Regions from separate parts of the Mus musculus genome. Here regions 1, 2, 3, 4, 6 and 7 are each linked to region 5. The links are chromatin loops, found by intact Hi-C in ENCODE. Cell type or tissue: left cerebral cortex. All regions are shown on one strand. Region 1 overlaps Ppa2 (pyrophosphatase (inorganic) 2). Region 2 has its middle 56 kb from the start of Tet2. Region 3 holds the start of Ube2d3 (ubiquitin-conjugating enzyme E2D 3). Region 4 holds the start of Gstcd (glutathione S-transferase, C-terminal domain containing). Region 5 holds the start of Tet2 (tet methylcytosine dioxygenase 2). Region 6 has its middle 34 kb from the start of Gm6135. Region 7 holds the start of Ppa2 (pyrophosphatase (inorganic) 2).

Region 1 (4,000 bases), 210 kb after region 5:
GCTGTGAATTTAAAAATGAAAAAAGTGAATGTAACTTAGAATACAAGTGAAGAGGCCCAGGAGACATCAGAGTATGGCCACTGAATGCAAGGATATGAGCTGAAGTTGTCAATTTAAGAAAAACCTGGGGTCCTTGGGAGGTGGACAAGAATTGACAAGGACTCAGCCTCCTGCTCCCCAGGGCTGAGTGGACAGAAGGAAAGCTCGCAACAGAAACCACGGGGAGGGAGCCAGAATACAGAAAGTAAACCTTTGGGATGCAATATAAGTTCTGTGCACGACCGCCTGAGCCTCAAAGGAGGAAGAGGGTAGTGAGCACTGAAGGAGCCCCACAGCCTCTACAGTGCTGTCCCAGGGTCCCAGGGAGGGTGGTGTGCTTCCAATGATGGCGGGAGGGAAGAAGGACCAACTTCACGGCAGAGTGACAGCTCAGAGAGCAGTAGGAGATGGAGGGGAACCGAAAGCCCTTCTTACCTGGCTCTGTGTAGAGGTCAGGGATGATGCACGGTAAGAAGCCAAAGATGAAAGAGTTGTCGCTGATCCGAAAGAGAAAGAAGAGGAAACCGCCACTTACAGGCAGGTAGTGTGGAAATCTAGAACACAGGTATGGGGTTGGAGGAGCATGCAGCAGCTTACACAGGTCTGCGGGAACGGGGAGAGAGCTTGAACCCAAAGATGAGAGGCTCTCCTGGGAATGCCAACCATATAGGAGGAGCACAGGACAAGAAACAAGTGCAGGCGGCGGAAACAGGAGCTGGACAGACAGAAGAGCTGATCAGCTCTAAGTCCATAGGCCTGCGGACTTCATTTCTCTCCACAGGACTCGGCAGCCTGGAAGCAGGTATGGAAAGAAAGAGGAGGAGGGTTTTTGTTCTGGTGTGTGTGTGTGTGTGTGTGTGTGTGTGTGTGTGTGTGTGTGTGTATACACACGCACGCAGTACCCCCCTCCCCTCCCCAGCACGTGCACATTTGTCTACACGTGTGTGAGGTCAGAGGACACTCTCCAATATCATTCCTTAGCCCCCCCCCCCCCCTCCCCTTGCCTTCATTTGCGACAGGGTCTCAATTGCCTGGAACTTCACCAAGCAGGCCTGGCTATTTGGCCTGTGAGGTCCAGGTATCTGCTTGTCTTTGCCTTCCCAGGACTGGCAATTCTGAGGTGCGTCAGCATCAAGCATTCTTGCACGAAGCCACACCCCAGCTCCAACAGTTGCTTTTCATCAGTACTGAAGTCTCGGTCTAGACAACGGCAAAGAATCTGAAGCCAGGACTTGGCGAGCTTCCAATAAAGGGTCAGATGGCAAATGCATTACAGTGCCTGCTACAAGTCCTCAGCTCTGTTGCTGTGACATGGGTGCCCTAGACAAGGCACACACGGATGCAGCTGTGTCACGTATGTTATCAGAGCCTGGCAGCAGCTGCATTTCACCTGCTGTGGTTTCCCGAGCCCAGACTTAGGAAAGGGAAGTAGAGAGATACCGACCGAGAGAGTCTGAGTAGCAGCAGAGGAGAGAGCATGCTCAGGCTTTGAAGAATCGGGGAACTGGAGGCCAAAATGAGATTCTATGACAGGAATAAACCAAAGCACAGGTGAGGATTAGCAACGCCGCCGCCGTCGGGAGGACCAACCTTTGAGCCTATTTCACAGACGTCAATGGGATCATTATCCCCACAGCAGTCGGTGCTCTTATCTCTTAGGTGAGGATCTTCCCAGGTCTGAGGAACGAAACAAAGACAACAGTGAGACAGAAATGTAGGCTAAGATCCCCTGCAGCCCAGACCCATCTGTCCACACGGCCGTGAAGCTTTAGAGCTAGCCACGATGCAAAGGAAAAAATGATCCGAGGTTGCTCAGGCTCTGGGCTAACGTGCCAGCAACACCCCCTCCCCACCCACCCCAGCATCACAATAATTAAAACAGACTTACAGCACTCCCTCCCTCTGTCTCTAATTTGTCTGGGTAATCCCATCTGAAAGTGGGTGGCATTTCCAGAAGAGTCATCTTCTAGGCTTAGTCAGTGGCTAAATTTACATTCACAAATCTCAGAGTCTCAGTCTGCCTGTCCCCACTGCGCATGCCCTGTCTGCCTGTCTCCTGCCTGTCTTATCTGAGGCTCCTGTCACTCAATTGTCCATCTAACACGGTGGCAGCCTCTAGTCTAGCTTTTCTCATCTAAAACAAACTTCTTATTGGTTAAATGTCTTCTACTGTCAGAAACAGTGCTCCCTCCAAAAACAACAGACAAGGCATTATTCACTACAGAAAAGAAAACCCATCTGTCTCATGTCCCTCCCTTAGAAGTTTTCTACCTCTGTCACTAAATTTCAAGATCCTGACAAAATCATGCAAATAAGTCAATTCTTCCACGCTACTGGGAAGACGATGACCCGCTGGCTACAAAATACACATTATAGCTTTGGAGGTGAATAATGTAATGGGAATTTACTATCAGTTTAAACTCTCTCCTAGGCATTATCTCTTCCCAGAAGCTTCACATCTGCTTGTCTCTGAAGCAAACTGCAGACAGTGACTAAAATGATTTGCCTTAAGTTGACATTAGAAGGGATGAGAGGCTGTCATCCCGAGATTCAGCCACTGCTATTACCCCGGCATTTACATTATCTACGTAGACTTTCTCTATTTCATGTAACTAAAATGTGTACTTACTTACAGGCAACCCTAGAAAAACTCTGGTATTTTCCTTCTAGTCTAGATCTACTTACTTATCCATCTTTACTTAAAAACAACAACCATAACAACAAAAACAAAATAGTCAGGCCCAGCAATTTTTCCCCAAAACTATTACAACTAAAAAACTACAAGAATAACCAATACAACTGTTAACCTTACATACTGGCCACAGGTGACAGATTCTAACAACACACACACACACACACACACACACACACACACACACACTGTGAGGAATAAATTATTACTCAGTCCATTGTACAAATGCTGTTCTTTCCTAGTCTTGACACTGCTGCTTCTTTGCTACACCAACTATCAGGCATTCCCATCTACTTGCAAGACTGGAATAAGGCAGAGTCAGTAACCAAGAGAGTGCTGTTAATAAGCGATGGAAAACTTGTCTCAATGTGCAAGAAAACCAACATGGGACCAAACTGGGATTGACCACCTAGATCATAAAGCTAAAACTATCAAGAACTGCTCTCTGTCCTGCAGCAGGAATACCACTTGCATGAAGATGAACCAGAAGTCATGTCGCCCTAGAGGAAGATAGCTATGTGCCAGTCCTGCCTCGGCCACGAGGACTTTTACTAAACATCTAGTTCTTGGTTTCCTCAACTGCGTAAGGAAAGACACAAGCCAGATAAGGACGGTCGGGGTGCATCCCAGTCCTGCCCTGACAGCGTCGTTCACAATCTCATGCATGCCACCAGTGAACAGAGAGCTAACTTAGCCCACAGAGAGCAACATTAATTTTGACACACTCTCTCTGTATACTGTCCTTTTCTTGTGAGCTGAGCCTATATCAGCTGAGTCATCTCTACAGCCTGTGTCCCTTAGATTGAGACAAAACTGTCTTCTCATAACATGTATGCAATATGGCTTTGGAGAACCCCCCCCCCCATTTTTTTAAAAGATTTACTTTTGTTTTATGTGTACGGATGCTTGCTTGAATGTATATATGTGTACCACACATGTGCCTGGTGCCTGTGGAGGCCAGAAAAGGGAGTTGGATCCTGAAGAATTGGAGTCACAGATGACTGTATCATATGGCTACTGGGAAGTGAACCTGAGTCCACTGCAACAGTAACATTGCTCCCAACCACTGGGTCATCTCTGGCAGCCCATTGGTGAATTTCTCTGTTTATTAATTGGCTTACTGAACTCACTATTTCACTCTCAATATTATCTATCAATTTAGTTCCTAATATTGAGAAATTAGCAATATAATGAAATCTTCTTAAACCATGTATTACTGTTAATTTTAGGGCCATTTCTTCACGATGTTCTGAACCAGCGAAAACCAAC
Region 2 (4,000 bases), 55 kb before region 5:
GGGAACATAACTAGCATGAGAACACAAGCTTCTACATCCCAATATGTATCCAATTGGGTGTTAGCAAGATTGGTTTTATATATGTATTACAACAAACCCTGTTGAACTAATGCGCAATGAAGAATGCTGACGAACACTGGAAAGGTTGAGGTGATGGGTAAGTTAGTAAAACGCTTACTGTGCTGTCATGAGAACCTGAGTCTGCATGTGCTCCTCAGAACCTAGTTTGTAAAAGGCAAAGCATGGTGCTGTGCAGTGCCGGGAGTCAGACACACAGATCTCTGGGGCTCACGGGCCAAGCAGCCCAACCTACCTATCAAGTTCCAGGTTACTGTGAGACCTCATCTCAACAAACAGACAGAATAGTGGATGATGCCCAAGGAATGACAGCTGAGGTTGGTCTCCGTTCTGTGCCGATACACACACACACATACACACACACACACACAGGGCATGCATGCATGTATACATGCACACACATGGACACACAAACAGCATAGGAAAAAATATCTCACGAAATGTTCAGTAATGAGAAAAGTTACACAGTAGTCTCAGTAATCTTTAGCCACTGTGGTCACAGAAGCTGTGCAAAGTTCCAAGTGACTCTGGACTTCGGCAAAGAGGTCCGACCGCTCTGTGTTCTAGAAAAGGGGGTGCTGAAGACTGTTAGGGAAAGAGACCAAGATGCCTAAATTGCTGTTTAAAAAAAACAAAGCATGCAGTTTGGGGGGCCCAATATAATGAATGACGACTAACTCCCACAAATATCTGCTATTCCACATAGCTGTGTGTCTACACAGAGAACCCTTGACACTGGTAAAATACTATGAAAATATAGCTGATGATGATGATGATGACGACGATGATGATGATTAAGCTGAGCAGTACAGGTTCCCTGTTCCTGCTCCTGTTTCCTGCCCAGAAACATCACAAGCAAACATTCAAGTCACTGCCCTGTTTCCTTCAATGATATCATCCTTGATCCTCGTTCCAAATCAGCACAGAGGTGATTGTAATAATCACACAAACAATACCACAGGACTCTGTGAAATGTACACTACTTCCTTGTGCATTATTAAATCTCCAATAGCCCCGTGAGAAAAGCAAACTAGCAGAGCAGAAATCCTAACATTAGAAAAGAAGGATACCAGCCAAGCTATGGTGGTGCATACTTTTGATCCTAGCACTCAGGAGGCAGAGGCAGGTTGACCCTCTAGTTCTCAGTTCTAGGCCAGCCTGGTCTACAGAGCAAGATCCAGGACAGCCAGGGCTACACAGGGATATTCCCCCTGACTCCCCTCAAAAGAATGACAATGAAAGAGAAGAGAAAATGAATGCTGCCTTGGGGTACCTACAGTGGGCAGCAGGTCTGGGGCCATAGCACCCAATACATGCCCAATCTAATCTGTAATCGGGTACCAGCAGAATTCCTAATAATTCCCAATGTCTTGTATGCAATGTTTTAAGGGTTAAATCCACAGACACCTCAATAAGGAGAGCTTTGCAGAGTGATGAGATTAGCTCTAAATATTCACATAAACGAAAATCTGAAGCTGGGGAAGGTTCAGAAAAATAAAAATGGCCCAGGAAAGCACAAAGAGGTGGTGAGGAAAGGCAGGGAGCTACAGGCACCGTCTTCTCCAGAAAGCCAGAGTAGCTAAGTACTAAGCTTTCATTAAAAGCAGGGTGTGTGAAGGAGTTCACTTTAGAACACCTCCCAACACCAGCTTTGAGAAGGGAAACCCCTCCCACCTCGTCCTCACTTCAACTCCCAAGATCCGCAGCCTCAGCCGTGAGTCACACAGCAATTGCCTGTGATCTGCATCTGCTGCAATCCCTTCAGCTTCAGCAGGGAAACTGCAGGCTCCTGCCTGCCTGTAATGAAGGAGAAAATCAGTGCAACAATGTGTCCGGATGCCTGTGAGCTGGCAGCCAGCAAAAACAGTGCCTTTGGCTGATTTCCCTTTCCAGGGCTATTTACTGTAAAGAAAATTGGCCTTTGCAGATTAAGAGAAATTCAAGGTTGTCATCCTTTCCTCAAATGCGATCTCTTTGTTTCCATTTGAATGTGTCCCTAGAAGTTTCCTGTGAGTACTTAAGCAAGCTTTGTGCTGGTTTTAATCACCTTCTCCTTCTGTTTCCAGGCTCTGAAACCCCGGCCCTCACACTTCAGAGTAGTACCCCAAGTTCCACCGTGTCTTGTTTTCTGAAAGGGGGCAGTGAGATAAATAAACACAGACTTCCGGCTGAAAGCAGCTGAGACTCCTGTTATAGGACTAGAGAGTTAGTTCCCAGGAAGGATTAGTCAACAGAACAAGCTGGAGATGGAGAAGAAAGCCGTAGAGGTGACTAATTTGAAAACTTAGCGCTTGAATACCCACCCAGATTTTTAAAACCTCTTTTATTAATCCTCAATAACATACAGATTTTGCTTCTCAGTGAATACCCTATTTCTACTGCAGCTTCCTGTCTTGTTTGTTAACTCACTGTGGTGACTGGTGTAGTAGTGCCCATAGCCTACACTGTATTCTAGCACTTAGAAGGCTAACGCAAGTTACAAGCCAATCTGGGATATACTGGAGTACCTTGCCATCTATGCACTCACTCACACAGAGGAGGAAAGGGAGAGAGAGAAAACAAAACCCCACCATGTCTGGCCTCTGTCCTGATCACCCTACTGAAAGCTGGAAACATAGGGGTATGTATGCACATGCAGTTCATACTTCTTGGTGTTTGTTTATTTTTCTGAAGTTCTAACTTAATGATACAGAAGACTCTCCCTTGAGAATTTCCCTCCTCGCCATGCTTTCCGAATTTTCTCTCTATCTCAGACCTTCGGTCTTTAGTCTTTCGACTTCCCTTCTCCCATCTTAAAAGTTGAAGCCAGTCTGATTTCAGATCTGGAGGCCTCACTAAAGCCTCACAGCCTAGAGTAATGAAGGTGGACGAGCTGGGATGCCTGGGCAGTGTGGATAAGGACAGGGAAACTGATGGGAGTGAGAGCGAAAACGTACCTGTGTTTTCAGAGGGCACTTAAGAACTGTGTTTTGGGGCTGGAGAGATGGCTCAGCAGTTAAGAGCACTGACTGCTCTTCCAGAGGTCCTGAGTTCAATTCCCATCAACCACATGGTGACTCACAACCATCTGTAATGGGATCCAGTGCCCTCTTCTGGTGTGTCTGAAGACAATGACAGTGTATTTACATAAACTAGATAAATAAATCTTTAAAAAATAAGCAACAACAACTATGTTTTCAGAACATAATGCTTCTACAAAAACAAAAAAAAGAATCAACTTTTAACCTTGCATAGGGCACTTGTCTGCAGTTCTACCACTCAAGAGGCAAAGACAAGAGGATGGTCATGGGTTCAAGACCATCCTGGACTGCACAGCAGGACCCTGTCTCAAAAAAAAAAAAAGGAAAATAAATAAATAAGTAAACAAATAAAGAAATTTGACATAATGATACACATACAATAGAGTCATGAGGACAGGGAGTTTAAAGTGATTCTCAGATATATCACAAGTTCAAGGCCAGCCCAGGCTACATGAGACTGTCTTAAAACAAAACCCACAAAAAAAAAAAAAAAGAAAAGAAAGAAAAGAAAAGAAAAGACTATTCTATTGATATATAGTGATAGAGCACTTGCCTAGAGTATAAAAGGCTCTGGAGTCAATATGTAGCCCTCTAAAAATAAGTAAGTAAGTAAAAATAAATGTTGTGCTGGTCAGTGGCTCACACCTTTAATCCCAGCACTCAGTGGGGGAGAAGCAGACAGATCTCTATGAGTATGAAGCCAACCTGGTCTGCAAATCGAGTTTCAGGACAGCCAAGGCTACACAAAGAAACTCTGTCTCTAAGGAAATAAATAAACAAACAAAAGAATAAGCCTGGTCTGCAAAGTGATTTTCAGAACACCTAAGGCTACAAGAGAAACCCTGTCTCTAAAAGCTCTCCTGGGATACGCGCCTAGCACTCACAAAGCTCTTGGTTCACGA
Region 3 (4,000 bases), 1.9 Mb before region 5:
CAACAGAATAAAAAAACGTTTAACGCTAACAGAGAACATTATCTTAAATAGTTAGAAAAGGAGATGCCGGAAAGAACCCGAGCCAGTTAAAGCAGCCGCCATCTTAAAATGCGGGATAGAAGTTAGAGCAAGAAAATGAGACTAAACCACCGGAGAGGTGGATCCACTCGCAAAATATTTCTGAAAAAAATTCTAGTTCTTGCCAACTTAAATTGACAACTTATCAAACTATATCGATTTGCTCAAACAAGCCTCCTTAAAGATGGGTTTTAAGCAAAAACAGTCTCCCCATCCAGTTTCCCTGCACTGTCAACCCCCACTCCCCCCAGGATCTTTCAGAAGGCTTTTACAGGGTTCCCAGTGCCTCAGATAAATAGCTTCGGGTGAGAGCAGCGACCACACAACACAGGAAGTGGCAACAGTGTCGGTCCACCTCCTCCCAACCCTACTTACTCTTGTGTAACTGCCCAGATTTGGTTAAGCTTCTGAACAGACTTCGTCACCACATTTTAGCGAACTGAGGTATGTTTGTCATACCCAGACTCTCAGTCAAGTTTGGAACAAAACGTTTTTCATCTGTTACATTCCTTTCTTTTGAATGCCAATAAGCCTTAGCAGCTGTAATAAGTTTTGAAGAACCAAGACTAGGAAGCAGCACCATGACATTAGCCGAGGGCCTGTACACAATTCTACTTCCCAAACCTGACTCTTAGGCAAAAAACCGAGGAGCCTAATAGCCACGCTCCCTCACCCATACTTACAGATTCTAGTGAAAAAAGCTAACATTTCGCTTACCCAAACCATTCAGTTCCCTATCTTACAGCTCATTTCAAAGTGCACCTGCCTTTCCTTAACCCAAGAAAAGGTATTTTCAGAATTGTATCCACCACCAGACCCACGCTTTTTTTCCTCTGGGCCCCAAGCCTCCTTTCTTCCCACAACCCTGTCCGCACCATTTAGTCCAAACTGCTCACCTTATTAATCCGTTTCAGCGCCATAGTCTGTGCTTTTCGCCGGGCTCCTCACTATCCCGAGGTGTACTCAAAGGTCCGGCCAAAATTCTTGATTATCCCGGCGGCGGGGAAGGGTTGTCTCTTCTTCTCACACCGGCTCTGCCAGACACAGGCGCCTTTTTGCAAAAACGGAGCAGGTCAGCGACTCGCCAGGGCCTCGGAGAAACCCTGCTGACTCCAGAACCCTGAAAACCGCCGCGATCCCGGCAGGGCGGGGCGGGGTGGCGGAGCCACCAGCTACCGAGATCCGCGCTTCGCCCCAGAGAGGGCGAGAGGGTGACGGGAAGCGCCGAGAGGTGGTTACAAGTTTAACTTCCCGGCCTCTTGAAAGGAAGACGAGCCCCGGGTGGGAGAGGAAGAGGCGGAGGAGAAAGGGGTGGGTGCGGGGCAGGGTCCAGAGCCGGGCAGAGGAGGAGCCGGGGCCTAGTCGGCGCTAGGCCGGCGTCACTCGGGCAGAGAAAGGCAAGGGGGAGGGGAGCGGGCGGCTCCGGACCGACGCCGGGCTCCTTTCGGTTTCGGCTCCAAGGGACAGCGAGCCAGCACAAGGCAATGGGCCCCGGGTGCGCTCCCGTCCCCACGGCGAGGGCTGTTCTGGGTCGCCCCTGACACCACCGTACTCTCCGCCTCGCAGCGCGCTCCTGCGTGCGCGCGCCCGCCCGCTCGCTCGCCCGCCACCTCGCCACCACGCGCCCGGCGGCCGCGGAGCTCCGGCGCGAGGACGCGCCCATGCCCCCTCCCCCTGCGGCCGGGCCCCGGCTCCGCCGCCGGCCTCTCCCCACCCTACCCCACCCAGCCGCGAGGGCTGCCCGCTCGGGCCGCCCACAGCCCCCCGGGCACCGCGCCGGCCCCGGCCCGTCTCCCTCCCCTTTCCCGAGCTGTCCACACCCACGCGTACAGAGGGCCGGGGCCTCCCTCGAGCTGCGGCCTCGGCCTCCTCCCCGCGCGGCAGCTGGTGCCTCCCCGGCCCTACGGGGCTCACGCGCACGGCACAGCCACAAGATGTCCGCTCTGACGGAACTACTGCCAGCTGCCACGCTCCGCCCCTCCCCCCGCCTATTCACCGCCGCGTATCCGTCCGCCAACGCCGCCGTCGCGAGCGCGGGGCGAGCCGAGGGGTTCAGGGGGGAGCGGTTTGCTTCCCTCGCTCGGGCCGAGTGGACGTGCCGCCCGCTTGCCGTCTCCCTGTCGGAACAGCACCTTCTCGCTAAAGCGATCGGAGGTCGGGCCGGGAGGGCGGGGGACGGAGGCGGGTCATGGGCTGAGGGGGAGGGTAGGCGAGTGGCGGAAACCCTTAAATTCAGAGAAGCATCGAGAACCGGAAGGAGACCTTAGGAGGAAGGTAATGGAAGCGGCAGCTGCGCGGTCGAGGCCCCACGCCCCTCCCTGAGTGGCCCCCCGTTTCCTCACTTGGGATGGAGGTGGCGGATCTCGCGAGAACCTCGTGGCAGGCTCGCAGCAGCTCCGGGTCTGCAATGACTTAAGGGCAGTTTTGTGCTCTCTTCCTGGCTCGGGACCCGCCCCCAAATCCGCAAGTTATCGCGAGATGCGCCGGCAACCCCCCCCCTGGGCTCTTACTGGGCGGGTCTTGCGAGGGAAGCACCGCCCCTGAGTGCTTATGCTAGTGGGCGGGGGAGGAAATGGAATTCCCCCGACCGGCCGGCCGTCGCGCGCCGACACGGCCCTCCCCCGGGCGTCCAATCGGGGAGGTGCTGTGGGCGGGGCCGCGGGGTGACTAGATGCCTTAGTCAAGGTGGAGCCGGTTCACGGCTTCTGCCGGCCCAGGTGATGGAGATTTCTTCCCGTGCTCCTCAGAGAGGGCTGAGCAGCGCGAAGAAGCTCCCCTCAAATTAGGAACAGCAAATTAAAAGATCCAGGCTGAGTGCTGATCGCACCGCCAAGTGCGGACACATGCGCGTTGTTAACCCCGAGGGGCCAATCTGAGAGCAGCGGCCTGCAGGGTTCTGCGTTTGCATAGCCTTAACAATACAGCTTTATTGTGATCGGATTGGGTAGAGCCTTAGGTATGGAACCGCAAGAGGAATATCCTAGAATCGTCTTTTCCTTCTGCTGTTTCAGTTTTTGAGCCCCAAAGTGACAAAATACTAGGGAATCGGTCTGGATTAAATCCTGGGGGTGAGATCTGTTAAGTGTGCCACTGCCCTGTTTTAGTCTGCCCTGCATAAAATGTAGAGGGCCGTTTGTCATCGAGAGTACTCTTTGGGTAAAAAGTAAGACTTTAACTTTTGAAAGACATTCAAAAAGATCAATATGTTTAGGTTTTCTAGCATCCTTAAACGACCCTACTTAAAGTGGAGGTCCTTCAGGACTACGTGGAAATAATTTGAATTTTGAGAACCTGTTGCAGGCAATATTCCGCAAGTAAAATGATAAAAGTCAATGTATAGCCGAAGAGTGACGGTGTATACCATAGGTAATATCACTGGAGCAGTTAACGGAATGCAGCTGCCTCAGCTACTCGCCATAGGAACCACCTGGAGTCTTGTTTAAAATGCTGATTTTATTTAGTAGGCCCGAGATTATACTTACAACAAGCAGCCAAGTGATAGAGATTACTTCATCAGAACCATTTTCTGAGTTAGTAAACCCTCAGTACTTACCTCGTGCCCTACGGGACACCTCTGACTTTCTCCTCCCTGAACAGCCCATTGTTCTCTCCTGGCTAACCAGTAGACACAAAGCAAAGAGCTAAGCATGGGGGTGGGAGGAGAACCCCAGATCTGAGTTCTTGCTTACGGCTTTCTATTTATGATAGTGGTCTGGTTCCACATATTATAGTTTTGTTTCTTCACCACCAAGTTAGATGTAATAATGCCCGCCCTTTGTCACTGAGTTGCTGTGTTTTAAATGTCATAATGTGAAAGGACACTGTAGGCTGTTACTGGTTATATCAATGCTGTTTTAAGATAGCGTACAAATAATGGGTTTCCCTGTGACAGTGTCATGTATATGTCACACTTTGTTCTTGT
Region 4 (4,000 bases), 450 kb after region 5:
TATTTATTGAATCAACTGGATTTTTGCCAAAATGGTCCTTTTCAAGGCTGCTGTGATGTCCCCAAACAAAATTGAGCACCCCTACCTAAATAGATGCTTTCTCTCAGATCTCTTTCACCCTGCCTACTAGTTTCAAACAAACTTCTAAGTTGATCACCTGCTAGTGCATGAGATAAAGGAAACTGCAGAGAGTGCAATACTCATTACAACACTCGAGACCATCCCATTCGTGTTTCTGCAAGATTCTGTAATCCTTTCCAATTAACTTCTTCTTTCCATTTAGTGCTTCGCCTTTGGGGAAGTCTGGAAACTCAGGATGTAAAAACCCCAATTCCAAAACAAACCCAAGCGCTAGAGAAGCTAAGGAGAGTCAAGAGACACTTCGAAATGCCAATTCTTTGATGGAATCAAAACACACTGGGGGCGGCCTCGAATAGGGGTAAGTCCTTCTCAAGGAGGCCAGAACAGAGATGTAAAACGGGAGCTGTACAGAGGTCTCCGGAACCCTCGGTCAAAGGTCTTGGACAATTCCACGGTCCCGGTCCCCCGGGCCACCGTCCTCGGCGCCCTCCTCACTCAGTCCTTCCAGACTAGGAGGAGCGCTCAGGCGGAGCCACGCAACCACCCCGCAAATTATGAGGTCTCCCCTCCAGCAGGGAGGAGACCGACAGCCCACGGAGCTCCGCTCCGGCCGCCCCTCGCGGGGTCTCGAGCCTCCCCCCGAGGCGCCAGGAAGCGGGGACCCTCGTCACCACTCACCGCTCCGCCCCGCCACTCGGTCGGTTCCCGGTAGCTCTCTTCGAATCCGTCCCCGCCCTCACCAGCTTTAAGAAGAGAGAAACAAAGGTTCCCGCAACAGGTCGGAAGGGGAACGTTTCCGAGTGAGACAGCAGGAAGTGACGTAGGGCACTCCTTCCGGTCCGCCGGATTATGAATGGCGTTGGGCGGGGGACGCGCAGACACGTTGTCTCTTCCTTCTTTTTGCCCCCTTTCCCCTGCTCAGGGCCTCGCTGGGAGGCGAGTGCTCCTCCTCAGGCCGCGGCTTCCAGAAGTAGCCTCGGAGTCCCGGCTCGAGCTGGGCGGGAAGGCGCGGTGGCCCGCGTCGTCGCCCGCATGCTCCCGCGCCCTCCCTGCCTGGCCGCGCCCCTGCGACCAGGTAAAGAGGGCGCTCGGGCCGCTCGTCCCCCCGCCGCCTCCTGAGATCCGCGCTCGCCCTCAGGGGTCGGCGGGGCTGGGCTTGGAGGCCAGGGTGGGACCGGTGACGGCTCGCAGCCCTTGAGAGTCTTGCCAGCCCCACATTCACCGCAGGCTTTTGCTGTGGGTGCAGATGGACGGGCTTCGCGCCGTTCCGCTGAGTGACGCGTGGGCCCCTCGGCTGCGAGCCATCCCTCTAGTCTTTTCCCTGCGTGGGTAGAGCAACAGGGCAGCTTTGCCTGGTAGGGGGTTGTGTGGTCGTTTTGAGTTAAGTGCAGGAAAAAAGACCTCTTGGAGCACGACTTAACTTTCCCCAAAGACATAGTTTTACGTCGCAGCCCTTCCTGATTGGACGCTGTACATGCGTACTATTTTACAGTTAGGATCTGCTGCATTTGGGGACATTTGCTATCCCCACCAAAGCAGCGTTGCCCTTCCATTATTAGCACGAACAGAAAGCTTGAGTTTGCACGAGAACTGCTTTGGCTTAAATTAAAAAAGAAAAAAAAAAAAAAAAGAATACCCTAATACATACCTCTCTAACTTTGACTGGGGAATTACACCACCCCATCTCCATCCCCCGCCATACTCACCACCAAATCCTTTGTCATAAATTCCTTAAGGTCAGAAAAAATAAACGAGTGTATCTCGTACCACATTATTGCTAAAGATGGTGGCATTTGTCAAGTTTCCCTCGTGCTGTCCCACAATTTAAAAAGCAAGAACTGGAAGTGACTTTAAACATGTAAATATGGTCTTGAAATGCCATGAGAATAAACTGTTACAATACAACTGATTTGCTGTCATATTTAGTAGATCAAACTTTAAGCTATATGAGTGTTAAACTGCACTTTGAGGAGCATACACTGCCATTGACGCTGCTGAAATTGTGACTCAATCATTTTAAAGAGGCCTAACTTCAAAAAGGAGATTGAGGTTTGAACGTTGTTCTATAGTACTAATGAAAAACACCTTTAAACTAGTAAGGGGCCATGAAGGGGTGGGCTCTCAAGGAAGGGAAAATGGGATGCAGTGAGGTCCGGGGCCGGGGGAGTGGAAAGAATACTATGTATTTCCCCATTTCAAACAAAACTAAAAGCTTTGTGGTTATGGACTTAAGGAGTTTTGTTTTAAACCTCTTATGTTTTCTAGCTTTTGTTTCAACAGCACATGGTTTTAAATAAGCACAAACAATAATCCATTTGGCCTTATTAATAGCAGTAATTTAGTAGCCATAAAAACATTTGGGACTTACCCTGGTGTCCATCAGTATTTTAGACTGTTGCCTGGTATGTGTTGTTTTTATCCTTGAATGCAAAGTGACTTACTGGTTTCTTCTATGAACATTTCTTGGGAGGCAGGAGTTAAAAGCTTTGTAATCATAAAATAAGTATTGCTTGCTGAGGTAACTCAGTATTTTTTTCAGGCTTGATGGTATTTTCAGCATTTACATTTTATGCTGTCCTTCCCTGTTAACTGCACGTATTATGACTTAATAACAACAGACAGTTCTTTGAATCTCCAGAGAGATTATATATTCTTCTATAACTAAGATTTCAGTAAGCATTTCCACTTCCAAACTTTTCTTACTTAATAAAAATTTCTTGCCCTGGGATCCAAATAGCTAATTTTAATCATGGGTTAACTGCCCCTGAATTATAATCCTACATTACATAGTATGAACTCTAAAAGCTGTATTTCTTTCTTGGACTTTTAACTAGAGGTAACTGACTATTATTTATTTATGAAGAAGCACTTTTAAAAATCTGTATGGTAATAAAGTGGGGTCTGTAACCAAATAATGCTGCTTTGTTTAATGTCTAAACCATGAGCTAAGTTGTACATTCAAAATATTGAAGATTGTCTGATGCAGAGAATTGAGCAGCTTTAAATTTAGATTTCAATATTTGAGAGAAATCAGTAAATGTTCATACTCGTTAACTATGTCAAACTTTTTATTTTATAAAATATAGTCTGCTAATATGTATATTGGCATAAGAATTCCCAACAGCATTTTATGACTCCTTGGGTTTAAAACCTCAGTATTAAATTTATCAGTGTTTGTGGTGCAGCACATTTAAGTTCAACATAGTCCACACATTTTGTTGGAAGAAGTTTTCAAATAAAAAGCGCGAGTTGGATTTTTCCCATTAAAGTTTATGCGTTTTAATAGTGTCCTTAGGTAAAGAATTTGTGCATTTTAAAGAATAGTAGGGGGTGAGGTCTAACTCAGTGACAGAGTACTTACCCAGCATGAGTGAGGCCTGGCATTTGAGCTGTAGCACTATTCAAAACAAAATAAAGAAGGTAGGTAGCATTTTTCCTCAGGGCTCCCTGTCAGTTACCATGGCACAGAGGATGGAAGGTGCTGCTGCTATTACTGCCCTCATTCCATACGGGAGAAAATGAGGGAAAGTTGGTTTTTTTTCCATTAATTTATTTATTTATTCACTTTACATCAGGATTGTGCCCCCACTCCTCAGAGTCTCATCCTTACAAATCCCTCCCCTCCCCACCCCTCCCCTTCTCAGAGAAGGGAGCCCCCTCTTAGGTACCAGCCTTCCTGGGACATCCAGTCCAGCAGTACTAAGCGCAGCAGTGTGGGTGCTAAGTGATGAGATTTTGGTTCTATTTCAAAGAAGGAGATAGCAGGTGTGAGAGATGAAGGAATTGGGTGAGACTTTAGGCTTGGAGGTAGGTGAATGGTGTTGCTATTTCATCAGCAATGGGGCCAGGAAAGAAAAATGAACACATTTAGAAAAATACCCAATTGAAATGTCGAGCCTGGAGCTCAGGCAAGATGTGC
Region 5 (4,000 bases):
ATGTGGGTCATAGTATCTGCTGCCCTTCGTTCTGGGCCAGGCTGTGGTAGGATGGGAATCCTATTACTTCCTACCCCTGGGTTAGTCCTGAGTGTGCTCTGACTCTCAATGCATCAGACATTAAATGCCGAATAGCCAGGGCAAGACTCCTGAACTATGATGAGAATTTCAGTTTCTAAATGGGGATTTTGTTTAAGACAGGGTCTCGTGTATCCCAGACTGGCCTAGAATCCAGTGTAGCCACGTGAGTATGACCATGGGCAGGTCATCCTTCCGTCCCAAGCTCCTGGATCACAGGCCTGTCACCATGGCTTGAGCTTCTCTGAGCAGAAAAGGCAGACAGAACACAGGACCAAACAACAGGCTTGCCTAGATAATCCTCGGAGGATTCCAAAGCTGGCTTCTAGGGGCACTGTAGACACTGGTGAGGCTTCAGAGGCTGCCCCTGCTAAACTTTAACTCTGACAATGACTCTGGTTTTGAGGAAGTCCTCAACAGGAATAGTATGGCTATTTTAGCTCTGGTCACTAGCTGGCAGTTTTGGATTTCCACAGGAACTCAACAGACTCTTGGCAGTGCTTGGTAAACAAATAGAAACGAGCCTGGAGAGATGGCTCCGAGGTTAAGAAAGAGCACTTGTTCTTGCAGAGGACCTAGTCTTAGTTCCCAGCACCCACACAGCAGCTCAAAATCATCTGTAACTGACTCCCACTCCTTGACCTCCTGGGCACCAGGCCAACACACAGTACACAGATATACACACCAGCAAAACACTCATACAAATAAACTAATTAATTAATAATCATAATTTTTTTAAAAGGCCAGACAAAGCAGGTGAACAAGGCAAGCTGATTTCTATTGAGTCTGTATTGGCTAGTTTTGTGTCAACTTAACACAGGCTGGAGTTATCACAGAGAAAGGAGTTTCAGTTGAGGAAATGCCTCCATGAGATCCAGCTGTAAGGCATTTTCTCAATTAGTGATCAAACAGGGAGGTCCCCTTGTGGGTGGTGCCATCTCTGGGCTGGTAGTCTTGGTTCTATAAGAGAGCAGGTTGAGCAAGCCAGGGGAAGCAAGCCAGTAAAGAACATCCCTCCATGGCCTCTGCATCAGCTCCTGCTTCCTGGCCTGCTTGAGTTTCAGTCCTGACTTCCTTTAGTGATGAACAGCAATGTGGAAGTGTGAGTTGAATAAACCCTTTCCTCCCCAACTTGCTTCTTGGTCATGATGTTTGTGCAGGAATAGAAACCCTGACTAAGACAGAGTCTAAGCCAACTGGTCTACATAGTTTCAGATGAACCAGTGCCACACAGTGAGACCCAGCCTCAAAAAGAAAAAAAAAATAATTTAAAAATAAGGTGCTGTAGAGCCCAGGTAAATATTTTGATTACTGATTTGTGAGATCACACCTTGGTAACTGTTTCTAAATGGAAGAAACATTGTTTCCTTAGAACTTACTTTAGGCAATCTTCTCTGCAACAATGTAACACAGAGTAACAATGTGCCACATAGAGGTCCTGGCCTTTCCTGTGTGAGTACATACATCTATGAGATTTTACAAAGAGGAAGTGTTTACATTTCATGAAATTAAGGGAAAATGTTATGGCTATTTGCTTCTTCTTCTTCCTTCCTTCCTTCCTTCCTTCCTTCCTTCCTTCCTTCCTTCTTCTTCCTCCTCCTCCTCCTTCTTTTCTCTCTCTCTCCTTTCTTTTCCTTCCTTTCTTCTTGAAACAATCTAACTACAATACCCAGCTAAATTCAAACTGTCAGACATCCTACTGCCTCAGACTTCTAAATGCTGTGATTGCAGGTCTGCTCTTTCTTTTCAAAATTTATGTGGTGTGTGTGTGTGTGTGTGTGTGTGTGTGTGTGAGAGAGAGAGAGAGAGAGAGAGAGAGAGAGAGAGAGTTAGAGAGAGAGTTAGTTGGTTCCAGGCCTCATTTCTAAAGAACACCCACCCACACACACACACAAAGAAAGGGTGCATTACAGACAATATAATAGTGTTAAAGTAGACTTAAGGTTGCTGTGAACGCAACCGATCCCACAGAAGAGGTTCCCAGATTACCTATTAAAACGTAACATTCAGTGACTGAAAACTTGAAGACAGGAGGAGGGTGGGTGGATGTGTGAGCACAAATTTCCTAAACTACTGTCTCATGATTCCTATGAATTTGCCTCGATCTCATCTTCAAAAGTTAATAATTACCAAAAGGAACATTTAAAATGTAAGTTTAAAAAACGGAAGTGCCAGCAGAAGAGCTGGTGCGCACAAGCCTTGAACTTCAGGGAAAACTGAGCGCTCTCTGCTTGTTCGGAATTCAGCTTCCCACAAGGCGGTTTCTTCATTACTTTACCGTACGGAGTGGAAATTTGTGCAAAATAGAGGAACTTACGGGGGCGCCTTGAACATTAGAAACTGCTGGCTTAATTCTTTCGAGTGACAAGCAGGGGCTCGGTGACACCGCTCCTCTGGGCTCTGCGAGACAGCACCCCCTGCGCGGCCCACGTGGCCAAAGTAAACAGAAGGTGGGCCTGGGCGGGGAGAGCCCCGGCGCCGCCGGATTGCTGCAGAGTGGAGACTTTAGCGCCCAGGCCCCTCTAGCTCTCCCGGCACGGCCTTTGGGGAAATGGGGAGCGGCTTGGCTGGGCGACAGGGAAGGGGGTGGCAGGGTGTGGGGGCGAGTGGGGAGACGACTGGTGAGGTGCTGGCAGCGGGAGCGCGGGGAGCCAGGGGCCCCTGGAGCGCGCAGGAGGGCGCAGAGTTTCCAAGTGCCTACGCGGCCCCCGCGGGAGACAGAGGCGCGGAGGCCGCCCACGCGTGGGTGTGCGGCCGGCGGCACCCGGGGCTCAGGAAAGGCCGGGGAGGAGCCGAGCAGAGGAGGTCCCCTAGCCCCCCGCGAGGGAGTGAGCGCGCAGCCGGGACTCGCCGCGCCCCCGCGAGGGAGCGAGCGCACGGCCCCGGGTCCCGCCGCGTCCCCGCGAGGGAGCGAACGCACGGCCCCGGGTCCCGCCGCGCCTCCGCGAGGGAGCGAGCACACGGCCCCGGGTCCCGCCGCGTCCCCGCGAGGGAGCGAGCGCACGGCCCCGGGTCCCGCCGCGCCTCCGCGAGGGAGCGAGCGCACGGCCCGCTCCCGCGCTCGCGCCCGCTCCGCTCGCATGCCAGTCACGTCCGCCCCCTCGGCGGCCGCCTGAGAGCCGGCCCCGCCGAGCCTAGAGAACAGACGTCAAACTGCCTTATGAATATTGATGCGGAGGCGAGGCTGCTTTCGTAGAGGAGCAGAAGGAAGCAAGATGGCTGCCCTGTAGGATTTGTTAGAAAGGAGACCCGGCTGCGACGGCGGTGGACTGCGAGGCTGAGGGACCAGAACCAGGTCAGAGCGCTGAGGTCCGCGCCTGTCTCTCTCTCTCTCTCTTTCTTTCCTCGCTCTTGACGGCTGCGGAATGGTCCCTTTCCAATCTCCCTCTCTTTCTCTCGGCCTTGCGGGGACTGTCATGTCACCCACAAATACTAAGAGGGAAGAGGGAAGCCTCACAAATTACAGGAGCTTCTTCAACATGGCTGACAAATATAGTTTTAATTCAGCACCCCCTTCTCCTGCGACCTGCACTTCTGTGGTCCCTTCTTCCTGCTAATGCGTGTCTCCCCTCTGTACCCAGAAAACTTACCTTTGTACCTCCCACCAGCCGCTCTTCTGGCCTTTTAGTCTCAGGAAAGTGAGTGTTTTCTTGGGGCTGCCTTCCTGAAAGAGTTCATCTTTGGGGACCACCACTTTCTCTTTTGATCCTCCTCTCCCCTGTTCTTAGTATAAGTCCAGGGAGCCCCTAGTTCATCCTCAGACACCCCGGAAAGAACACTGACCCGGTGTGTTTGACTCTTTTATCTCCAGTAGTGCTTGTTTGGGTCCTGTTCTGGGTTTGTGTCTCTGGCTTCCAACACGTTTGTCCCCTCGTGGACTACACTAGACAGATGTCACAGTGTGTAGATTCAGGATCCACTA
Region 6 (4,000 bases), 210 kb before region 5:
TTGTTCCAAGATTTGATCTCAGTTTCTGAGAAAGTGTACCCAGAAGCCCTTTGGATCACAGGGCAACCTGGATGTAATTAAACATTCCACCAAGTATTGTTTCACTGAGAATCAAAACTCAATCGCCCAAATTCCTAAGTATAAAATCCCAAACATCTTTTCTCTTTTGTTTCTCAGATGTCACCAGTTCCACTGAACATGAGACTCTCACCTCCCTCCAGCTTGAGCCTTCAGCTTCTCTCTGTGTTCTGTGAGCCAGCCTCAGAAAAGCCAGTTCTACTGCTCTCCCAGACAGTCCTGGCCTGTGATGTCACATGCTGCAAATCTGGAATGTTATTATATTACATTATGTTAAATATGACTTTAACATTCATTTACTAACTAGCAAACACAGTCCTTAAACTGACTCTCCAAGACAAAGTCACTCTAGGGTATGGACTTCCTGTCCAAATCTTTCATATAGAGATCCTGTCCATATAACACACAATTTGGTTAAAATGTACTAATGATCATGGACTCATGTGACTTACATATTAAGACTGAAAGCCATGGCTAGAGAAGGACTGCTCTATTTGTGCCCTGCCCATTTGGAACAGGTAGAGTCTATTATGCCCAAGAAACAGCTCCCAGATCCAGTGCATATCTTTAGTATATTTAGGGGTTTTGGTTTGCTTTTGATTTTGTACTCATAAGACTTTTTTTTCTCTAATTATTACTTTTACTTTTCACACCCAAAACTTGTTGCTGGTGTCTGACCTAGTGTGAGTTAAGAAAACTATGATATTTTTCTTATTTTTCTTACTGACATGAGGGAGGAAGAAGAAGAGGAGGAAGAGGAGGAGGAAGATAAGGAAGAGGAGAAGCAAAACAAACAAAACCAAAACCAAGTTCAATTGTGTTGCCAGTATACTCACTGGAGCATGATAAAACTCCCAATGGTCAGCCCCTTAAAGAAAACTGTGTCCTTCCCTACCCAGATCCCAGCCAGAAGCCATCAATGTGGAGAGCTCTGCTTTAGCATCGTTATCACATTTTTTTTAAAGAGTTCTCTTTGATGTCCCTCTTTCACAACTGTGGGTCTGCAGTCACCAATGTCACTGCAAAAGTAGCTTCCTAGTTTTTCAGTCTTGATTCTGGCACTTCATCAGCAACTACAGCCTAAAGTTATTTTTCAAGAGAACTATGTGGGTGGCACGGCTGACTAACAGTGAAAGTCCTCTTAGTCCCTTCTCTGGAGTATTCACCCTCTGACTGCTATGGGTGTGTTTTTCCTCCGACAACACAGACCTCCCCTTGGATGACAGCTGAGGAGCGATCTGACTTCACTTCTCACACCAATTGACTCACTAATGACTGTGACTGCAGCTGATGATGGCCCGGAGGTCAGGCTGACCTGTGCTTTGGTCTGTAAATCTCTTATGATAATGCTATCTTCCAGAACTACATGCAGGGTGGCAGAAAGGTGTCTGGAAGAACATCAGATGCAGTCTGAGTTCTCCAGGAGGCTGGTTGTTTTCTAACACCCGCTCTGAACTATGGGAGTGGGAACACTGTATATTTTAAATGCGTCTGTTGTACAACTGCTGAGTTCAGAGTACTCTTCGCAAGGGCTGGGTAATCACGCAGATGGTGTGCTTCGCGACCAAAACCACTCGCTGTAGATGCCACATTCTGAGAGAACATGTAAACACTTGGCATAGTTGGGGGAGTTTCAGAGGTGTTAGATTCATTTAGAAAGTTACAGCTTTCTCGGTGACAGCTTCTCATTCGAGGCTAGCAGGATTAATTCTTGCTTCCTTATTTTTATTCTTGACATTCCAGAAATTGCCACACAACTTCCTGATCTAACTTGAGTTGAGAGTTGTGTTTTTCCTGTTCTCCCCTAGCTTAAGAGGGGTGGGGGCGGGGGCTGCTATACCAACAAGGAGTGCAGAAGCAGAAGGACTGAGTGACCAGGGGTAGCTTGCATTACCTCATGTGTGCAGCGGAGTTGCCAGGTCTGTGTTTGTGTGCCTTCCCCACAGTTTTGTTAATGCCAGCAGCGGCTCTCAGCATTTATAGTCTCATCCCAAACTTACTATAGAAGTAATAAGAACTAAACATATTTCCTTTAAATTTTCACTTATTTGTTAAATAGATTAATTAAGGACTTGCTCAGTATAAAATATAATCATTCTCTAGGTCATTATGCAGAATTTAAGCCTCCTAGCAGGAGCTAAGTAATAAAGGTGTGAAAGGGGTCTGGCCAAAAATGTCTAGAAGAGACAATTACAAAGACAAGACATGGCAAGGTGTCTGGAATAACTGATGGACGGCCCAGAAAAGATGTGGCCAGAGAGGAGCCAGTTGAACAGAGCAACATGGAGCTTGATAGCGAGGAGAGATTAAAATGACACAGTCACCCTCCTGCATAAGCCCACATTCTAGACAGTATAATGCACCATCACATAGGAAAATAACCAAAAAGAGACCGAAGCAGTACTGTCATGGGAATATAGAGGACTGTGGGAACAGTTTTATGAGTATGTAACTGCAGGTTTTATGGAAAAAACAGCATTTACATTGGGTTTTTACAGAATGCCTAAAAGTGTAGCAACCTAGGGGAAATGGGAACGAAAGAGATAAGCCAAAGATCCCCCATCTTCATTCCTTCTAAGTTTATAACATACAGAACAACCACTGGCCCACATAGATCTGAATGAATGAATGAATGAATGAATGAATGAATGAATGAAGAGGTCATTTGGTTAGCACCATAGAATTAAGCGTCTAGAGTATGCCTTACACCTGAAGCACAATTCTCCAGATTATATTGTGAGGAAAAAGCACAGTTAGGGTTTGTAATCAAACGGAAACAGGGACATTAGAAGGCAAAATCTCAGGGAGTGACCCTACAAAGTCAAAACAGACAGAGTGGAAACAGTGGAGGACATCGGAGCCTGACACTGAGGAAAGTTCGTGCGGGCTTCATCACGGCCCTCTGGCTCACTTCTGTAATGATTCTCCCCACTTTTCTATGGAAAATCTAGGAAGAACGTGAAATAAGAGCATCAAAGAGCTGACACAACAATATCAGCCCTACTTGTGCCTTCTTTAATGTATTTGTTTTAATATGTAAAACAAAGCAAAACAAAACAAAACAAAAAAACTGGGCTTTGTTCTCCCCCGCACCCCCTTGGTGTATATATAGAAAAAAATACTAAGAAAAATAATGTCGTTAGAACTAATTCTCACCTGATTTGGTATAATTTTCTAAAATATCAAGAAGTCAAGGAAACTTCCAGAAGCAAATAATGTGTGATGGTTGTTTTCTGTTAGCGCACTAGCAGCTGCCTAAAGAGTAAAGCCACTAGTTAAATCTTTTAACATGGGTGTTGGAGGCGGACAACACAGTGCCTGGGTCCCTGCTACGCTCACTCTTCACCATGGCTGTCTCTTCTTCGTGCTCGTAGTGTGCAAAAGCATGACGCGTATGTGACTCTCCATTTGGCCAGAGAAATAAACTGTTTCCAGAGTTTACTGCACTCTGTGGGCGTACCCTACTCTTCACTGATTGAAGAGAACCTGCATTCCCCATCCTTTAGGAGACACTCTCACTTCACCTTCTCCACAAACCTTTTCCTCAGTCCCTAAGTGCTTCACAAGTCTCTGTGCCCGATTGTGTATCCTTGGGGGATGCCTCATAGACATGAACAAGAAGTACTACACAGGCCACGTGCAGCCACAGTTTTGGCTTTTCTCGTGCTCTGTAGCAGGCAGCCCATGGACCAGATACACCAAATCCACTTCCCATCATTTCGATTGCATTGGCACATAGATGTGATGATTTGTTTACATGCTGTTTCTGGATACTTTCTGTCTAGCTCAGGCAGAGACCATGGCGCATGCAAAGCCTAAACTATGTTACCACCTGATCCTCTGTGGAGAAAACTGTCACCTCTGGATCCATGTGTGTTTCAGTTTCCTGATGATGATGCCCTTGCATTTGTTTCACATGGAC
Region 7 (4,000 bases), 240 kb after region 5:
AGTTTGCTCCCCAGAACCCAGGTAACAAAACCAAGCAGGATGGTGCATGCTTATTGTCCCAGTCCTGGGGAGGCAGAGACCAACAGATCTCGGTGGCCCCTGGCCATCTAGCCTCACCTACCTCCAGATCAGTGACACGCTCTGCCTCAAAAAATACAATAAACAGCACCCAAGGATCAAGACGTCATACTGCTGGCATGCACCTGTGCACAAAGAACCTGTGTTTGCCTGCGCCAGTAGTCAGGGGTAAAGTGGGGCTCCATAAACCCCATGCAGCGTCTCAATTTACTGTTATTCCATTAATTCTGTCACCGTAGAAAGACTACTGTGTTTCTGATAGGAGACATTCATGACATATTACTGCACTTATTGAAAACCCAAGACACGTCCACCGTATTATACCCACAGGCTTTTCTGCTTGGGCTTTCTGCCATTATATAACAGCATCTCTTCTGGAAAACACTCCCAGTGGCTGTTACATTGTAACTTTGGGAATATAACCCATTCAGAAATGAGCACACATATTAAGGGCTTCCCTTCCTTCTGTTGTTTTATTTTTATGGTTGCTCTTGTTTGGAGACTGTTGTCTACCCAGGATCCGGTTGTGTACACACCCTCTTTTAAAAGACCTAAATCCATCTCGCCTCAACAAGAAACAAGACAGGGTCTCTTGTAGAGGAGCAAACAGAAACTAATTGTGAAGAAACTATTTATTATAAGATTTATTACAATGACAAGAGTTTGCCATTCGAAGTGCCCCATGTGTTCAATCCAGGAGACAGAGGGAGGTGTACTACTGTGAGTTCCAAGCTGCCCAGGGCTGCCCAGTGAGGCCCTGTCTCAAAATAATACAAAAAAAAAAAAAAAAAAAGAGTTTAAGCTAGGTTTGCTCCTTTATCACAAAATAATCTTCAACCTTCAGCTCCAGAAAAGTAACTGTAAAAATCAAAGTACAGTTATTAATGATTTCAAGTTATACTATAAGTCCGGTGACTTCTTTGAACATACATAGCCGCTTCTGCAGCCCTATCTTATAGGGGAAAAAAATTCTAATACTTAGCAAGTTAAGACACTCATCCAGCATGGGGGTCTCGGAACAAGATTTAGCTTCACCTCTTCAGGGCGGAACCTCCTAAGAGGTGTGCACAAGCCTTGACATTGCAACCGCTCCGCTACCTGGTATTAAGTAAAGGAGGCCTGAAAGCAACCCATCTACGTGGCTATTTTCACGCGATTGTTAACGAGACCTACAGAGTGAAAAGAAAAAGGAAAGTGGCCAGGAGCTTTTCTGTCTTTGGCGTCAGCCCAGGGCAGCCCAGACGGCCCTCTTTCTAGGTTTTGCTCAACGTACAGGGCAAGAAAAGGCACCACATTCTCGCCAGAACGCCGGCCAATCTCCTGCTTGTGGATGGCATTCAGGGTGCAAACTTTTAGGTTAAAAACTCAGTTGACTGTTGCTGTTTTTAAGTTAACCTTACCAAACAAAAGGTTTCGTGATGGCGTTGTGCACACAAGCCTATCCCAGCGCCTGGCTCACATTCTCCTCCCACTTCCTCCCTGCCTGTACGCCTGCGCTGACAGCAAGGTCGCGGTCGCAGGCAAACTCGCTTTCGGAGTGAAGACCCCGGTCCCCAAAGTTCTGCGGCCGTACGGAGGCGGATGGGCTTAGCAGCGCCCAGGAGGCGGCGCGGGCGAGCGGCGGGCCACGGCGCGGAGGTCAGCGGGAGGAGCTCAGCGCCGCGGGCCGGCTGCGGTCGCTGCAGAGGGCGGTTGGCCCCGCGCCACCCTGCGCACCGAGACCGGTCCCCTCCGCAGCGGGCTTGGGCGCGGGCTGCGGACCCGGCCGGGCAGAGCAAGGCAGGGCAGGGCACGGCGCCGCGGCCCCTCCGCCGGCCGGCGCGGAGCTGGGCGAACGACTTACTGAAGAACAGGCGGTAGTCCTGCGAGCGGGGATGGCCCAGCTCCTCCGTGCGGTACAGGGACATGACGCGGCGCGGAGGGCGGGCGGCGGCCCCCACGCGCCACCCTCGGCCGACGCTCAGCAGCGGCAGCAGCGCGCGCATGGCGGACGGTCTGCGAGAACCGCAGGGTCGGTGCTGGGCCCGGCGCGGCCGCTCGACGGCGCCCCCTGCCGCCCGGAGCCCGCACTGCCTCCCCGCGGTCGGCCTCAAGTGGCATCAAGTCCCACCCTCTTCTGCATTCCTGGGGCCACCTACCTCTCCACTTTGCTCCACAAGCCCTCAGAGGCCGAAGACCATCAAGACAAGGACCTTAGAAGCCCCAGGAATTCACCACCACGCACCCACTCACACACTGTCAGTGTCTGCGGTCAGACTTTGATTACATTAATGTAGCACTTGGTTGCATGCATACCTCCAGAAATTTCTAAAGGAACATCCAAGCCGGAAGGAGGGAGTGTACACACACGCGCGCGCGCGCGCACACACATACACACACACACACACACACACACACGACTATAATGTATAATGATCGAGCGTCCTTGTGAAGACATCTGACACAGATTTATCCTAAATCTGTAATTCCCTCAAACGCCACTTCCTCCATAAGGCCCTTTAATATTTAACCCAAGTACAGGTAACTTTTAACTTCTCTGCAATTGCATACTTCACAAGTATTTCTGTCTGGTCCGGTGGCCACAACTAGTTACAACAGCAGTCTTTGCAGTCTGGTCCAGTAACAACGGGAGCTGTGGTTCTAAGGAAGGAACCAACCATTGCCCTTTTCTGTAGACCAGTTGATTGGGAAGACCTCACTGGAATGGTCTTCCGGACCTCTACCAGTTTCTGCTCCAACTGTGAGCAAGGCTCACATCCTCACCTACTGGGTTCTTTCTGCATCTAAATTGTGACAGTTAAAACCCAAACTGGTTTTACCCAGGTTTCAGAAAGGATCTCTTAGAGGTGCCACTAGCCACTTAGACATTGCTTAGCCTAGTCTCTAAAAAATTTTGACATTAGTGGCTTTGTAACACGTCAACATGATTAGGCGGAGTTGCAAGCTAAGTTGTCCTATAAAAAATGGAAACATTTCCTTCCTGCGTTTATTTCATTGATTTATATGATTCTGCCTATGTTAAAAAAAGAAAGCTTAAAATTTCACCTAAACTTCAAATATTGGATATTTGAGAAAGAAATTCCTACTGAAACAAGGTTCTGGGCTGTCTAATAGTCTAGATTCTTAAAATTAGCATCAAATTCCGGGTATGTGATTTAGGAACATATTACTTTATGGCATTAAAAAGAAATGGCTTGATTTTGAACATATAAAATCTCATCTTTCATTTTCTATAATTTACTGAAATACCTGTGGATCAAAACCGAATATACAATACATGTTATGAGAACAAAGTTGGCTTACTGGTTAATTTTAAAATACAAATTTCTGAAGATATTTATTCAACAATAGTTGTCCATTTCAAATGTAGACATTTGGAACCTAACTCGCTGAATTTCCTCTGTGGACATCTGTCACTATCATGTAGCAAGTGTGGGGGTTTGAATAGGTAAGGCCCCCATAGACTTATGTGTTTGAATTACATAGGGAGTGGCACTATTAGGAGGTGTGGTCTTGTTGGAGGAAGTGTATCACTGTGGGGGCCTGGCTTTGAGGTCTCCTGTATCCAAGCTCCGCCCAGTGTGGAACACAGTCTCCTCCTGACTGCCTTCCAATCAAGATGTAGAACTCTCAGCTTGTCTAGTATGGCTGCCTGCATGCTGCCATATTTCCTTCCATAGTAATAATGGACTGAACCTCTAAAACTGCAAGCTACTCTCAATTAAATGCTTTCCTTTATAAGAGTCGCCTTGGTCATAATGTCTCTTCACAGTAATGATGAAATTAAGACAGTAAGTGTGTGTCTTAATTTTTAATTCTAGGACTTTACAAAACAGGGGTAAAGACAAATGTTCAAAAAGCTCTTGAGCACAGATCCAGAATTTACAAATAAAAGAGAAAACTGGCTGAGCTTGGAGGGTTG

Evidence for each region. Hi-C counts contacts between places; a loop is a spot of excess contacts. Peaks named below come from ENCODE experiments on the same cell type or tissue, not always from the same donor. Only the 100,000 strongest peaks of a DNase experiment are listed, where the experiment ranks them.
Region 1: a loop joins it to region 5, with 11 times the contacts of the local background. A loop is called at or near these places in 15 of 42 quality-filtered maps.
Region 2: a loop joins it to region 5, with 8 times the contacts of the local background. A loop is called at or near these places in 10 of 42 quality-filtered maps.
Region 3: a loop joins it to region 5, with 3 times the contacts of the local background. A loop is called at or near these places in 2 of 42 quality-filtered maps.
Region 4: a loop joins it to region 5, with 4 times the contacts of the local background. A loop is called at or near these places in 5 of 42 quality-filtered maps.
Region 6: a loop joins it to region 5, with 5 times the contacts of the local background. A loop is called at or near these places in 5 of 42 quality-filtered maps.
Region 7: it touches region 5 in a loop (5-fold over the local background); 15 of 42 quality-filtered maps call a loop at or near these places.

The regions. Positions count from the first base shown.
Region 1 is chr3:133,336,979-133,340,978 of GRCm38, reverse strand. Ppa2 (pyrophosphatase (inorganic) 2) reads right to left here. Exons shown (of 12, transcript NM_146141.2): 6 at 1,630-1,716. Among named protein-coding and RNA genes, the nearest start is that of Ppa2, 29 kb to the right of the region's middle. In left cerebral cortex, no CTCF peak of the experiment used is centred here; DNase peaks (open chromatin) are centred at 1,345 and 1,956.
Region 2 is chr3:133,598,848-133,602,847 of GRCm38, reverse strand. No RefSeq gene overlaps it. Among named protein-coding and RNA genes, the nearest start is that of Tet2, 56 kb to the right of the region's middle. In left cerebral cortex, a CTCF peak has its summit at 1,865; a DNase peak (open chromatin) is centred at 1,795; H3K27ac peaks cover 224 bases.
Region 3 is chr3:135,436,773-135,440,772 of GRCm38, reverse strand. It overlaps Ube2d3 (ubiquitin-conjugating enzyme E2D 3), which reads right to left and starts at 1,647. Exons shown (of 7, transcript NM_001356597.1): 1 at 975-1,647. The coding sequence starts at 998. 4930539J05Rik (RIKEN cDNA 4930539J05 gene) reads left to right here and starts at 2,108. Exons shown (of 3, transcript NR_030689.1): 1 at 2,108-2,352. In left cerebral cortex, no CTCF peak of the experiment used is centred here; DNase peaks (open chromatin) are centred at 1,465, 1,571, 2,074, 2,501 and 2 more places; H3K4me3 peaks cover 3,550 bases; H3K27ac peaks cover 2,960 bases.
Region 4 is chr3:133,088,736-133,092,735 of GRCm38, reverse strand. Gstcd (glutathione S-transferase, C-terminal domain containing) reads left to right here and starts at 911. Exons shown (of 12, transcript NM_026231.3): 1 at 911-1,156. It overlaps Ints12 (integrator complex subunit 12), which reads right to left and starts at 881. Exons shown (of 7, transcript NM_027927.4): 1 at 760-881. In left cerebral cortex, no CTCF peak of the experiment used is centred here; DNase peaks (open chromatin) are centred at 862, 1,331 and 2,029; H3K4me3 peaks cover 1,969 bases; H3K27ac peaks cover 1,463 bases.
Region 5 is chr3:133,543,573-133,547,572 of GRCm38, reverse strand. It overlaps Tet2 (tet methylcytosine dioxygenase 2), which reads left to right and starts at 3,183. Exons shown (of 11, transcript NM_001040400.2): 1 at 3,183-3,373. In left cerebral cortex, a CTCF peak has its summit at 2,297; DNase peaks (open chromatin) are centred at 2,131, 2,506, 2,686, 3,226 and 1 more place; H3K4me3 peaks cover 1,759 bases; H3K27ac peaks cover 1,745 bases.
Region 6 is chr3:133,755,853-133,759,852 of GRCm38, reverse strand. No RefSeq gene overlaps it. Among named protein-coding and RNA genes, the nearest start is that of Gm6135, 34 kb to the left of the region's middle. In left cerebral cortex, no CTCF peak of the experiment used is centred here; DNase peaks (open chromatin) are centred at 1,232 and 1,664.
Region 7 is chr3:133,308,203-133,312,202 of GRCm38, reverse strand. Ppa2 (pyrophosphatase (inorganic) 2) reads right to left here and starts at 2,093. Exons shown (of 12, transcript NM_146141.2): 1 at 1,922-2,093. The coding sequence starts at 2,063. In left cerebral cortex, a CTCF peak has its summit at 2,140 (motif pointing left); DNase peaks (open chromatin) are centred at 1,552 and 2,075; H3K4me3 peaks cover 1,477 bases; H3K27ac peaks cover 1,054 bases.